Linked DNA regions of Homo sapiens: all the other regions are linked to region 2. The links are chromatin contacts, found by Hi-C or POLR2A ChIA-PET in ENCODE. All regions are on one chromosome and are shown on one strand. The core of a region is the stretch at or near the end of the contact, and the rest is flanking DNA. Distances in the headings are between cores, read along the strand shown.

Evidence for each region. Hi-C counts contacts between places; a loop is a spot of excess contacts on that map. ChIA-PET counts read pairs that join two places held with the same protein, here RNA polymerase II (POLR2A). Pooled maps may share reads with other maps.
Region 1: a pooled map shows a loop between it and region 2 (7-fold over the local background). The contact joins the promoter of CCR1 here to the enhancer-like site in region 2. A Hi-C loop is called at or near these places in 4 of 37 single-sample maps with no recorded cell type and 8 of 50 pooled maps. POLR2A ChIA-PET finds 5 or more read pairs at or near these places in 1 of 52 experiments (HEK293).
Region 3: a map with no recorded cell type shows a loop between it and region 2 (12-fold over the local background). The contact joins two enhancer-like sites. A Hi-C loop is called at or near these places in 15 of 37 single-sample maps with no recorded cell type and 5 of 50 pooled maps. POLR2A ChIA-PET finds 5 or more read pairs at or near these places in 2 of 52 experiments (HEK293 and activated B cell).
Region 4: a pooled map shows a loop between it and region 2 (4-fold over the local background). The contact joins two enhancer-like sites. A Hi-C loop is called at or near these places in 10 of 37 single-sample maps with no recorded cell type and 11 of 50 pooled maps.
Region 5: a loop to region 2 is called in a map with no recorded cell type, with 13 times the contacts of the local background. The contact joins two enhancer-like sites. A Hi-C loop is called at or near these places in 14 of 37 single-sample maps with no recorded cell type and 5 of 50 pooled maps. POLR2A ChIA-PET finds 5 or more read pairs at or near these places in 1 of 52 experiments (OCI-LY7).

The regions. Positions count from the first base shown.
Region 1 is chr3:46,207,060-46,209,759 of GRCh38, reverse strand. CCR1 (C-C motif chemokine receptor 1) reads left to right here and starts at 1,447. Exons shown (of 2, transcript NM_001295.3): 1 at 1,447-1,478.
Region 2 is chr3:46,537,510-46,540,209 of GRCh38, reverse strand. LRRC2 (leucine rich repeat containing 2) reads left to right here. Exons shown (of 9, transcript NM_024512.5): 4 at 1,009-1,165. Among named protein-coding and RNA genes, the nearest start is that of LRRC2-AS1, 19 kb to the left of the region's middle. RefSeq lists an enhancer at 1,089-1,148. Within about 2 kb of position 1,294, at least 16 of the 41 ENCODE cell types and tissues checked have a DNase peak (open chromatin) inside an H3K27ac peak, as active enhancers do; they include OCI-LY7, where a contact is called at or near this core.
Region 3 is chr3:46,185,870-46,188,569 of GRCh38, reverse strand. The region is part of intron 1 of LOC105377067 (a long non-coding RNA gene); the gene reads right to left. Among named protein-coding and RNA genes, the nearest start is that of CCR1, 21 kb to the left of the region's middle. RefSeq lists an enhancer at 892-1,031. Within about 2 kb of position 1,354, at least 3 of the 41 ENCODE cell types and tissues checked have a DNase peak (open chromatin) inside an H3K27ac peak, as active enhancers do.
Region 4 is chr3:46,278,992-46,281,691 of GRCh38, reverse strand. No RefSeq gene overlaps it. Among named protein-coding and RNA genes, the nearest start is that of CCR3, 38 kb to the right of the region's middle. Within about 2 kb of position 1,416, at least 3 of the 41 ENCODE cell types and tissues checked have a DNase peak (open chromatin) inside an H3K27ac peak, as active enhancers do.
Region 5 is chr3:46,925,746-46,928,445 of GRCh38, reverse strand. The region is part of intron 2 of CCDC12 (coiled-coil domain containing 12); the gene reads left to right. Among named protein-coding and RNA genes, the nearest start is that of PTH1R, 49 kb to the right of the region's middle. RefSeq lists an enhancer at 841-1,220. Within about 2 kb of position 1,450, at least 22 of the 41 ENCODE cell types and tissues checked have a DNase peak (open chromatin) inside an H3K27ac peak, as active enhancers do; they include OCI-LY7, where a contact is called at or near this core.

The DNA of each region.
Region 1 (2,700 bases), core at 198-2,697, 330 kb after region 2:
TCACCACTATATCCCAAGCACCTAACACAATGTCCGGCACATTGTGAGTACTGAATAAATATTTGTTCAATGAACAAGCAGATTTGCCTGGTACATCCCCTCTGTGGAATGAAACCTAGAGCAGAGCTGGAAGCCTGGTCAAGGATGAGGTACTGACCATGTCCCTTACTTTAGACAGGATCAAGGAAAAGGCAGGCCTCACAAGCCTCTGTTCTCTTTGGAAACTGATCCACCAGCAAAGTACTGCAAATAGCCAGGCACATGCAGACCCCCATTTATTTCTTTGGGGTGAAGCTGAGTGATGATCAGATGTCAAGCTTAGGCCATCTTGTCTGAATTCTTCATTTTACAGATAAGAAAACTGAACCATGAAGAGACAAGTGATCTTTTCAAAGCACATTCACACTGATGATTTCTGAAACAGTGCTTTGTAGCAATGCCGTGAGGAAGGTTAGGGGTGTCCCCACTTTATAGAAGACACAAGGGCAGAGGCAGAGTAGGTGTTGGCAGTTGTGAGGAGAGTCACAGTACTCATCATTTGTCAGACATTTTTCACTGTGCCAGGCACTCTGACATTTTTCATGTACAAGTTGACTTCGTGCTTCTCCTCTGAGGTAAGCATTCAATACTCCCATTTAGCAGAGTAGGAACCAAGACTTAGAAAGGTGAGTGATCTGCCCATGTCACAGGTGGAGAGCTGGGATTTGAACTTGGCCCATGTTTGACCATCACGTAAAACAGGAATGGGGCATCAGAAAGGGAAGGTCAAAATGTAACCAACAGACCTATATTCCCTTCATGCTGGAGGTTCCTGGGGCAAAGCCACTCTCTGAGGTTTGGTGGGGAGGGACTTGGGGAGCAGAGAGCAGAGGGACAATGAGCTCCCAGAAGCCGAGGGGCATAGGGTGCCAAAGAGAAGCTGCTGCCTCTGTGAGCACCCATGTCAGTTAGTTTTGAGGAACAGGACTCAGGGTTCCAGTTTAAATCCTTCCATTCACAATCTTTAAGAAGAAGAAAAAAAAGAAGTCTGCCGCTGACCACAAGAGCTCTATGCCCTGCCCCCATCCCACATACACACATCCCACACTTCAATTGCTCCAAACATTCTGGGAACATCTCACTGCCACCCACCTCACCCAACTCAGCTTCACCTGCCCCCAATTCCCTTAAGGCTGAGCTCCCAGGGCCAAGACTCAAGAGGCTCAGAGTGAGCAGAGAAAATCCTCGCAGTTAACTTGGCTTCCAGGAAGTGGCCACTGGTGGGCGTTGTGGCCATTCATGAGCACCAAACCACACAAAAAGAAGAACTTTGTCCCTTTCTTGTCATTTTGAAAGACTGTGAAACTGGAGCCAATTCTCCATCATCACACAGGAAGCTGAGTACTTCCTACTTGGTCAGGATCTTGAAACTTGAATTCATAAAAACCCAGAAAGCCCCAGAAACAAAGACTTCACGGACAAAGTCCCTTGGAACCAGAGTAAGTGTCACTTGTCTTTTCTGTCTTATCTGTTACTGTGGAGGGCAGTGTTGTTCAAAGACATGCATGCAGCTAGGGGCTCCTCAAAGGTAGGGGGAATTCTTTGAGTAGGCTGGGCAAATGTCTAAGTAGCCCATGGATGCATCTCCAAGGCAATTAATACTGTAGCAATACTGAGAATGGTGGATTTATAAAGCTGGGTGCTCAGATGAAATATAGGCTTTTTTGCTAAAAAGGAAGCTTACTTGAAGGATTGGCTTTTGGTTACTGATTAAGAAAGTCAGTCAGTACTAAGGGACAAAAGGTGTTTTCTGTGGAAACCTATTCAATAAGAAATTACTTGGCGGGGCGCAGTGGCTCACGGCTGTAATCCCAGCACTTTGGGAGACCGAGGCAGGTGGATCATGAGGTCAAGAGATGGAGACAATCCTGGCCATATGGTGAAACCCTGTCTCTACTAAAAATAAAAATTAGCCGGGCATGGTGGCGCATGCCTGTAGTCCCAGCTACTCAAGAGGCTGAGGCAGGAGAATCACTCGAATCCGGGAGGTGGAGGTTGCAGTGAGCTGAGATTGCACCACTACACTCCAGCCTGGCGACAGAGCAAGAGTCTGTCTGAAAAAAAAAAAAAAATTGCTTGCCAAATTCCCCCATGTAAAGGAAAACCAAACATGGTGTATGAAGAAATTATAGCAAGAGGGAAATATTAGCTAGAAAAATCTTGGCAGATGCAAGGATGATTTGATACTGAACCTATCTCTTAAGAAGACTAGAACCAAGGATCCTCAAAATTGGCACTGCTATCTTTGGAAGAGGTAGGCTTTCACTCACCCAAAGGCAAGGAGCTGGCCAGGTGATCTTGGGGGGCATCTGTTCTGCTCTACTAACAAAGACACAGGTCAGGATTTTGTTCTGAAGATAGAGGGGCATGGTGGCTCCGTATAGGTATCTACTTCATAGGTGGTCTTGGTGGGTCCCAGATTTCAAAGAAGAGATGGAAACTCCCAAAAGTTTGCACAACCTGGCACCAGGCTATGTGCCACTCACTGATCCTTTAGTTCCCGCACCGAGCAGTGGGACAGTGCTGGACTGTTCAGAATGTGGGGCCTGGGCAGTGATGTGCTGGTAAATGTTCAACAACTGACTCTTCTGAAGAAAAGATCCCTGCTTTATAACATTTGTTGATTTTCATGGTATAAATGCCCCCACTGTGGTCAGTTTC
Region 2 (2,700 bases), core at 45-2,544:
ATAATACTAGAGTGAAAGCACTTTTGCAAGTTAACAGCTTAACCCACACACAGGAGGGCAATGGTTGTAAAGCACATTACAAGTACCAAGTACAAAAAAGAAGGATCACTATGGACTCCATTGCTCCCTCCACCTCCCCTTCAACTGCCATGGAGTTTTCCACACCTCATCCCACCTCCACCCTGTGCTCCAGCCACTTTGCTGATGGTGCGTTGTGGTCAGCTTCTGAGGTCAGGGGACCTGTGTGTCTCGTCTTTGCCCCACCCCTCAGTGCTGAGCACCCCTCACCTGCAATGGGGGCTCGGTAACTCTCGGTGAATTAGATTTCTTCAGCTGGACAAATAGCCTCCTTAAAGTCTTTAAACGCTTCTTGCTTGACACCTTTACAGTTTTATCCCAGAACACTTGAGCTAGGGGAGGCCTTGGACACTGAGTTCATCAATGTCATTTCAGCAGTGGAGACCCAGGGAGGTGGCGTGACTGGAAAATGGCAGGGCCTGGGCCGGAACTCAGGTGTCCCAGCTGACTGTCTTTCTCATGCTTTTTCCCTTTCATAGACTCTTAAGAATATTTGGAAATGTGGTACAGCAAATATTAGAGGTTTATCAAGTATTTCTAAAAGCAACTACAGACAAAGGGAAACGAAGCACAAATTTTGAAATCGAATGTATAGACAGACCTTAGGGGATGTTAAGTTGGTATGTTGCAAATAAATAATACACATTGTGGCTCTAAGTGTGAGTCTGGTTTTTTGTGTTCACTAGGATTTAATTTTAATAACATCATGAATTCACGGCAGTTTTGAAATAGGGCTAATATACTGTTGTGAAGTTGACGACAACTGCGGTGTCTTTGGTTTCTTTTTGAAATGGCTGGAGTGCTGGTGGTTAAGTTTTATGCTCTCGTGTCTGCTTTCTCACTTCCTGTTTTAAAATAAATGCTTGGTTTTACACGGCTTTGTGCACACGGAGGAGCTAGTTCTGATTGATGTCATTCTTTCTATTTTAGGAGCTCCCAGATTCATTGAAGGAGCAGACACACCTGAGAGAATGGTACATAAGCAATACCTTGATTCAAATCATTCCTACATATATTCAGTTATTTCAAGCGATGAGAATTCTGGATCTGCCAAAAAACCAAATCTCACATCTTCCAGCAGAAATCGGTATGTCAACTTAGCAGGGGTCTTCGGGCCTCTGGTGTGTTAAGCAGGCAGCTGTCAGGCAGGTGACAGACACTGTGCAGACACCGTGTTTCCTCTCCAGCTTCCCCAGGAAGTGGTTGGGCAGGGCCGTTTGGAGGCTCCCCAGAGCTGCTTGTTTGCAGCATCCCTTTGGGTGGTGAGGTCGGCGTCTCGCCTGTATAACTCAGCACACAGGACACTTGCCAATTGCTCAGAAACCAGAAGTTTCATGAGTGAGCAATATTTTATTTAGGAACTCTGTGTTTATTTTCTTTTTGTTTTAAACCTATAAACGTGCAGTATGCTTATTAGAAATGTAATGTATTGCTCTTATACATTAGTCCATTGATAAATCTAGTTTAGCTTATGTTGTCTTTTTTTTTCTTTTCCTTGAGACGGAGTTTCGCTCTTGTTGCCCCAGCTGGAGTGCAATGGCACAATCTCGGCTCACTGCAACCTCTGCCTCCCTGGTTCAAGTGATTCTCCTGCCTCAGCCTCCCAAGTAGCTAGGGTTACAGTCACGTGCCACCAGCTGATTTTGTATTTTTTTTTTTAGTAGAGAAGGGGTTTCACCATGTTGACCAGGCTGGTCTCAAACTCCTGACCTCAGGTGCTCTGCCTGCCTCGGCTTCCCAAAGTGCTGGGATTACAGGCATGAGCCACAGTAACCAGCCTGATGTCTTTTTGATGGATCAAAATTTTATAATTCTCAGTCATTATTCAGTTGTGTTATCTTAAAATGAAAATGACAGTGATCATTATTGCTTCTCTTTTTCCTGGGGTGCAAGGAGTGAAGGTCTGGAGCTGCATGGAGCTCCATTCTTACACATGTGCCCTGGGACCAGTGGTTTCGCATAGTTATGTGAAAATTTACCAGAAGCCAAGACCCTGTGGGACAGGTGGCTTGTGGAGCCTCTGGTGTTCATACATGTCTTGCTGGCTGTGTCAAGACTACAAGGCTCTGACCACCCTCTTACCCAGGCCGATCTTGGGGATGCATATGCATGTACTAACCTTGAGGGATGAGGAGACACCTGCTCCCAGGCAAAGAGCAGCCTTGCTAACCACTTGCTGTAAAAGTGGTGGGTTCCCCAAGCTCAGGGTTCTCAGCTGTGATGTATATGTGCATAGCATCTATCCAGGCCATCTGCATCACGCTTGGTAAACTTAGCTGTAAGTGCAACTCACATCAGTATGCTGTGTTGGACCAGGAGCCTCGTGTCTTCTGTCGGTATCCATGAAACAGGAATAGGCAAAATTTATTAGCTTCTAAGCAGGGTAAAATCAAATTTTAGACCCAACAAGGATAAGTACTTCTGTTTCCTTGCCTAGTTTCTGGAAAGGTAGAAAGGACCTTAGAATTTCTATGACTGAAAAGTACCATTTTTGACATGTAAGGGGTCATTTACCTCCTGCCCCTTTATTTTGCAAATTGGAGAGACCCACTGACTGAATCATTAACTGACTGAATCATTATCATTTACATATTACACTAAGGAACTTCTTCAGAGCCTGGG
Region 3 (2,700 bases), core at 105-2,604, 350 kb after region 2:
GACCCATGTCACTACACCCAGCTAATACTTTATTTTTATCCTTTGTAGAGACAGGATCTTGCTTTGTTGCCCAGGCTGGTCTTGAACTCCTGGCCTCAAGGGATACTCCTGCCTTGGCCTCCCAAAGTGCTGGGATTACAGGCATGAGCCACCAGGCTGGCCTATCCAACTTTTAAAATGGCCACATCATAAGAAAAACTATTCTTTGTGAAAAGAAAGAAAGGAAGGAGAAAGGGCAAGAAGGAGAAGAAGTCTAATGGGGGGAAAGTTGGGGAAAGAGAGTGAGAAGGAGACAGAGAAAAGAAAAAGATGAGCAGTTGCTTCTTAGAAGAACACAGTGGGATGAACATTCCGGGGTAAGGGTGTGGAGTGAATGAAGGCCAGAAGCATGACTCTCTCTGGGACCTGCACAAAGGTTAGTATGACTCCCGTCATGTGCAGGGGAGCAGGAGTGAGAGGGGGAGCATGGGGCAGTGAGTGGGCTGACTGGGACATGGGGCCAGAGCAGGAGGCTGTGATGAGTCACTGAGCTTGAGTCTCCACTTCATGAGGTGACTCCCAATGCACACTCTGAGCACAGAGTTTAAAAAGCAGGTATTTGTAAGCCAGAAGTCCCTGTGTAAGCACTTTCACATCTCTCTGAGCCTCACTTTTCATAGTAATAGAAAGGGGTACTTTAAATAATGGTAATTATATTGAATAAAGGTCTTGCCAAATAGTGACAGTTGCTCAAAACCCTCTTATCCCCATACAACTTAGTGCCCTTTCTCCTCCAAATCCCCCATGGCTCACTGCTCTCCCAGATCCCAGGCCTCTGCTGCTTCCCATTTGTAACAATGTGGATAAAGCTATGTGGGCTCCACAGAGCTACAGATAGGCATCTAATAACTACTTATTAAAAATATCTATTGGCCAGGCATGGGGGCTCATGCCTATCATCTCAGCATTTTGAGAGCCCAAGAGTTTGAGACCAACTTGGGCAACATGGCAAAACCCTGTCTCTACAAAAAATACAAAAATGAGTCACTCATGGTGGTGCACACCTGTAGTCCCAGCTATTCAGGAGGCTGAGATGGGAGGATTGTTTGAGCCCTGGAGGTCGAGGCTGCAGTGCGCCATGATCACACCACTGCACTCCAGTGTGGGTGACAGAGTGAGACCCTCCCTCAAAAAAAAAAAAAAAGCATCTGATCCAAAGTGGCCCCCTAGTTTTATTTGCACTTCTTACAAGATTTCCTCGAAAGGAAGATCAGATATATTTATCTGAAACAGTGTCACACTCCAGTGATTTCTTTGCAGTACTCTTATGTACAAGACACTTTCAGGAAGCTGACACATTGTGGCCATTCACACTTGACTTCCACTGCCTGTCAAGACAACTATTTTCCTCCTCAGCATTTGCTTAATTCTATACTTGGTTCTTGAGAGGGAGAAAAAAAAGGGGGGGAAGTCACCTCTATAATTTAAATTTTGTATATGTGTTTTTGCAAAATTGCAGAAGTTCAAGCTGCTTTATACTCTATTTGTCAAAACTTGATTTTCTTTATCATTAAAAGGAAGCAAGGCTGGCGAGGGGGTTGTCTGAAAGTAAATGTGATAGACACTACTAAATGTGACCACAGAAAGGCTTCAAGGATGTTGCCCACAGCTGTGTTCCTAAGGAGAGAGAACTAGAAACTCCCTAGAGATACAGCATTCATTTATAGCGATGAATAAAATAGACTGTTTCTGCTTTTTGTTTCTTTTTTGCATCTTTTGTATATATTGAGGGTAAAAGAGAGAAAAACAAGAAGCAAACAAAAATAAAACAAAAACCCAGGAGATTGGTTAAATTGATTTAGTGATATGCTAGAGCCAGCTTGTAGCAATTCATAAGAATCAATGGTGTGACTTCTTCCCAACTCCATATGTTATGTCATGTAGTAGCTTTAAATTAAACACTGTTGGAATATTTACACAGGGAAATTGGCAAATACTACAAATCAGGGCTTTTTTAAAAGAGATGATTGTCAAATATTTACCAGGACCTCACTGTTTATAGTATGTTCATAAAATAAAATATTAAGCTATTATCATATTAACTTCTAGAAAAACATTTCATAATATAACTATGTGTATGCAAAAAAAATGACCTTGGACCCTCACCTCACACCATGCACAAAAATTAACTGAAAACAAATCATAGACTTAAATGTAAGAGTTGAAACAATTAAACTTTTAGAAGTAAACATAGAAGTAAATCTTTAGGACTTTGGGCCAGACAGATTTCTTTTAAAAATGTGATTTATAAATGAAAAAATTGATAAAATAGACCTCATCAAAATTGAAAACCTTGCACTTCAAAAGATACCATTAAGAAAATGGAAGGACAGGAAAAACACTGGGAGAAATATTTGCAAAACACATTTATGATAAAAAGCTGGTACCAGAATTTAGAGAGTGCTTGTATAACTCAATTGTAAAAAAACAATCAAAGATAGATGCATGCTCTCACTTATAAGTGGAAGCTAAATAATAAAAACACATGGACACAAAGAGGGGAACAACAGACACTGGGGCCTACTTGAAGGTGGAGGGTGGGAGGAGGGAAAAGTTCAGAAAAAAATACTTATCGGGTACTATGCTTAGTACCTGGGTGAGGAAACAATCTGTACACCAAACCCCTGTGATGACACGAGTTTACCTACATAACAAACCTGC
Region 4 (2,700 bases), core at 167-2,666, 260 kb after region 2:
TACTCTAGACTGGCATCTACATGCCAAATACCATGACTGTAATGATTTGCCTCAGCAAGGGGACCAAACTTAGAAGACAACACACACAGTGAAAGTCACCATCTGATTTAGTCGTAACATTCCATGGCTATTCCCCAAGACCCATCAATTTATTTTATTTTATTATTTTTTAAATTTTTTTACTGGCAAAACTGGAGCATTAAAAGGAGGTATGACAGGAATCAACATATCTGTGTCTTTCTTATCTGTGATGAGACTAATCTGCTATTTTCTTCATAGGATAGAGCGTTGTTTTTGATTTTCTGCTTTGTATGGGCAGGGGGCCTTCAGTGGCTTCCACTTGGGCCTTCCTCTGTTGTAGCCATTATTTACTGTCTGAAAGCCTAATGGGAATCCCATTCTTTTTTTTTTTTTTTTTTTTTTTGAGATGGAGTCTTGCTCTGTTGCCCAGGCTGGAGTGCAGTGGCGCGACCTTGGCTCACTGCAACCTCTGCCTCCCAGGTTCAAGCGATTCTTCTGCCTCAGCCTCCCGGGTAGCTGGGACTACAGGCCGGCACCATCATGCCTGGATAATTTTTGTATTTTTTTTTTTTTTTTAGTAGTTATGGGGTTTCACCATATTGGCCAGGCTGGTCTCGAACTTCTGACCTCATGATCTGCCCGCCTCGGCCTCCCAAAATGCTGAGATTACAGGCGTGAGCCATTGCGCCCGGCCTACTAAGTATGTTCATTCTAACACTGCACTGGAGACTGGTGAAAATCACAAGGTGGGTTCTGGGCCAAATTCTGCCTACGATGATACAAAGTCACATCAAAACTCTATCACCTAGCACTTTGGGAGGCCAAGTGGGTTGTTTGCTTGAGTCCAGGAGTTTGAGACCAGCCTGGACAACATGGCAAAACCCCATCTCTACAAAAAATGCAGAAATTAGCCAGGCATGGTAGCATGTGCCTGTAGTCCCAGCTACGCAAGAAGCTGAGGTGGGAGGATCACCTGAGCCTGGGGAGGTCTAGGCTCAGTGAGCCAAGATCGCACCACCAAACTCACTCTTGGGTGACAAGGTGAGACCCTGTCTCAAAGGGGCGGGGGAAGCACCTCTATCTCCTGGCCCTCATGGGTGCCTACTCTGAGGCTGACTAGAGTGATTTCCTGGGTCTTTTGGAATTACTGTAACTTAAAATTGGCAATCAATAATACCAAAGGCTGTGGGTGCTTCTTTTTCCCAGTGCATATTATTCCAGGAAAATTGGTTACAGGTTCATTTGGGAAAGCCTAGGTGTTAGAGTATCATGTATGACATATTGTAGAGCTCTTTTTTTGAGGTGTGGTTTTCTTCTCACTTAAAAGGCCCTCATTTTATGAAGTGACTCACTTCTGAGAATTTGGCGAGAGGCCACATTTTCTCACTACAACTCAAGACAGATCTGTTTTTTTGCCAGACCTGACATTTTCTTGACTTAATTCTTGGGATCTCCATAATGAATAAACATAGTCAGAGGCTTCCGGATGTCAGATCACTCCCAGAGGTGTTATCACCATCCTTTTCCTGTTGGCTTTTATAATGGCCACATCTATGTTGTTTCTTGCAGGTAAAAAGTCCACACTTAACATACTCCCTATCTGACTGAGGTCAAAGATTGCATTTCAATTACAGCCCCTCCCACTATCATTCCTAATGAGCTTCCCTCTCCGATCTTGTCTTTATGACAAGAAAAAGAGTGTCAGTGGTAGACTGACATTATGCTTGATAGAAGTATAACGTTCCTGTCTTCCTCTAGATGATTCCTAGGGATCTCTGGCCTTTTACACTCATTGAGGATGGACCAGCATTTGGTCCAGGTTTGTATTAGACCAATCAACAACTCTTAGGACCTTAACCATTGAGTGCAATATTTTCAATGAGTGTACATGTCAATTAATTCAGCCCAATCCAAATTTCTATTCTGCAATTTTTTATTAAGCACTCTTAAAAGCCAAACTCAGTTTTTCAATAATGTTCATTGACCACTTTCTATAATTCTTTACGGAATTTTTTCCCATACCTTGATTCTGCATTTTACCCTCTGGGCCAGGTTGAATTCAAATCCTGTTTATTAGGTGAGCAACAATGAAGAGCGAACTGTTACCTTTCTCATGCTAAGGGAAAACAGCTTCCTTAGAAGGAAAAGTAGAAATGACAGTGTGCCAGAGGGGATGGAGGAACAGGGTTTCCCAGGTCCTGTGCATCCTCCCAGATATCCCCATTCCCACTGATCCTCAGTCTATCTTACCAATGCCTTAACATTCATACAGGCTTTTTAGCAAATTTGCAAATACAACTCCTACTATAATTAAGACACTTCATGCTCTGAATTAATTTCCACCAGTCTTAACCTGGCAGCTGCAAGTAATAAGAGACTTTTTTTTTTCAACGTGGTCACAGAAAGGCTTTAAGTTTCACTCTAACTTGAGAATGAAAGTTTCAGCATTTGAATGGTCTTGCTTTAAGTTTCTCAGTGCCTTCAGAAGCAGCCATCCTACCCTCTAGTTCTGGCCTTCTTCATCCTCTTTAGATTGGTGGATAGCAGCACCTTCCTGCCAACCCCCACCCTCATCCCACCAGGCTTCATTCTCAATAGGCACATGGTCTGAGGTGATAACTTGACTAGTTGTTTAGCCATTCTATCACATGGGTGCCATTTTCCCATCTTGGAGTTGGA
Region 5 (2,700 bases), core at 201-2,700, 390 kb before region 2:
CAACCTAATGGGAAGCTCTGCTCAGTCTCTCAGCTTTTCAGCTGCTGCATGTAAATAGACATGCTTTAAGGGGAAAGAGGGACGTGATGTCAGGCTCACTTTGTTGTACTTCCCTTATCTCCATGATTGCAGCCCCTGAAATCCTTGCTGTCTTGGTACTTCTCTAAAGCCATTTAAAATACATATATATACATTTTTTTTTTTTGAGACAGTCTGCAGCCTAGGCTGGAGTGCAGTGGTGCGATCTCAGCTCACTGCAACCTCTGCCTCCTCAGTTCAAGCGATTCTCCTGCTTCAGCCTCCTGAATAGCTGAGATTACAGGCATGTGGCACCATACCCACCTAATTTTTGTATTTTTAGTAGAGACCGGGTTTCGCCCTGTTGGCCAGGCTGGGCTCAAACTCCTGACCTAAAGTGATCCACCTGCTTTTATAAGGGAGGTTAAATCTTGGGCCTGTGTTGGAAAGGCCAGGTCCCCAAGCTGAACCCCCCCATGCTCCTTGACCTCTCCCAGAGACTCCTGTCCTTTGGTAGTGGTGGAATTCCGGGGGTGGGCAGTTAAGTGGGCATTAGGGAGGGGAAGTCTCTTAGCTCTCCACGCTAAGGGGACTGGAGGTCAGAGACTGCACCATTTTCACGCGATCACACAACAGTGGCTGCACATCAGATTAACCCTCCAAGAGTGAGTCTGGGGAGGGCGTGGACCCAGCTTGATAGAGCTGGATGCACCCAGCACAGCCGTAATGTTTCTAAATGTGGAAACTGAGGCCCAGAATGAGACCTTCCCATGGTGGTCGGGATCTAGATGTTCTTGGCTGCTTGGCCAGTGCTCCGCTCTGGGGGTGGCAGGGCACAGTGGGCGCAAGGCTCTGCTCCCGCCTCTTGCTTCTGGTTCACTCCTCCAGTTGGCCTTCTGAAGCCTCGGGCAGTGGGTGGGTCTGGAGGCATGGGTGCGTGTTGCTGCTGTGAGTTCTGGGTACAGTTCCCTGTGGCCTCTCCTCTCTCCTTCTGATTTCTCACAGAACCCTGGAGACCGTTTCTGAAAGCGACAGTTTTTTTTCTTACTAATCCCTGCAGTTTTCTTCCCACACCCAGTTTCTCTTCCTCATTTCTCCCCACCCTGTTGTGAACGAAAGCCTTTGCACCCAGTCATGCCCCACTTTGTCTCCCTGTACCTCTGTGACCTGACATGTACCTCCAGGCCCGAGGCAGGTGTTCAAGGATGGGGGACGGGGTGGGGTATCTCTGGGCCTTCTGGGAGTGCAGGTGGGCTTCCTCCACACAGGCTATGCTGGTACTGCCCCATCGCCCGCAGTGGTTCAGCCCAGCCCCAAGGCTCCAGGCTCAGGGGCCCTGGCAGGAAGGAAGGAGATGGTAAGTAAGCTGGGGGCAGGAAGCAGGTGGAGCCCTTAAATAGGAGAGTGAATAGCATCTGAAAGCCCCTGAGTCCAAAGCACTGCCGCTTGCTAGCTGTGTAGCCACAGACACCCCTGCCTCTGGGAAAGCTTGCTTTTGCAGGGCCTGAGGAAGTCAGCAGCACTTTTACCTGGTCCAGACAGAGGGCTTGGGAGATGGCAGACTGTGGGAGGCCTGTTGGGAAATTGTTTCCTGCCTTAGAGGCCCAGGACTTTTCTGAGGGACCACTGGTCAAGAACCGAAAGAGGTACTGGGGAAGGAGGAGGACCTGCGGCCTAGTCTCACCTGGCCAGCATCTGAGGGGCCACTCCTGCATCCCCTGGGGCTAGGGGTCTGTCCCACTGCCTCTGCCTTGCCTTTCTTAGACCCTGCAGCCCCCAGGACCTCTCGCCCTGCCGCCCTGTGGAGTTACCAGGGACACATTTTCCTGGGAGCCTGCTTCTGTGTGTGTGGGGCTAGGATTTGATGAGCCCCTGAGCCAGAGAGGACCCCAGTGAGTTCTTGGTTCAGCCACCCCTGCCTGAAAAGACTGAGGCAGGAAGAACATAAAAACATAGTAGCTAGCCGCAGCTCCTGCCGGGAGATTCTGGCCCCTTGTGGCTCCTCTCTCTTCATGGAGGCCTTTGGGGCTGTTCAGTTCTCACTGCTGTCCTGGTGGACTGTGGCCTTCCCAGCCTTGCACATGGTCATGCCTATTTTCACAGCCCTCACTGGCCACTCTCAACAGTCTTGGAGCTGAGTCAGCCTCTCGTGTGCTTTGTGCCTTGACCCTGTCCGCGTCATTGCAGGCCCAGGCGCCACCTCCTCCTGGAGTGTCTCCCCTCCACATTCCCACAGCTGTAGGCAGCCACGCCCCTCTGGAGCCCTCCAGCACCTGCTTCTCTGTCCACATGTCACTCCTCACTGCCACATGCCCCTGGCCCAGCACACCCAGATGCTTTTCTCTAAGTAGTTGAGGCGTATTCCATGGCATGAGCCCCAGGGCAGGAAGGCTCTGAAGAGGGGCCAGACTTGGGGAATTTGTGGGTGACCACTGGCCTTCTCTTTTGGGAATCACTCAGCCTAGGAGCTTTAGCCCTGGCTGGGAGTTATACATTGCCTTGAGCTAAGATGTGCAGCCACTGCTGTGTGATCCTATGAAAAGGGTACAGTCTCTCTGACCTCCAGTCCCCTTATCTGTCAAATGGGATGATCCAGGAGAGACACCCTGTGAATGCTCCCTAGGCGTCCTTGGCCCAGCTCTGGAAGAGAACCGTACTCCAACAGAGTAGACAGGGCCTCTG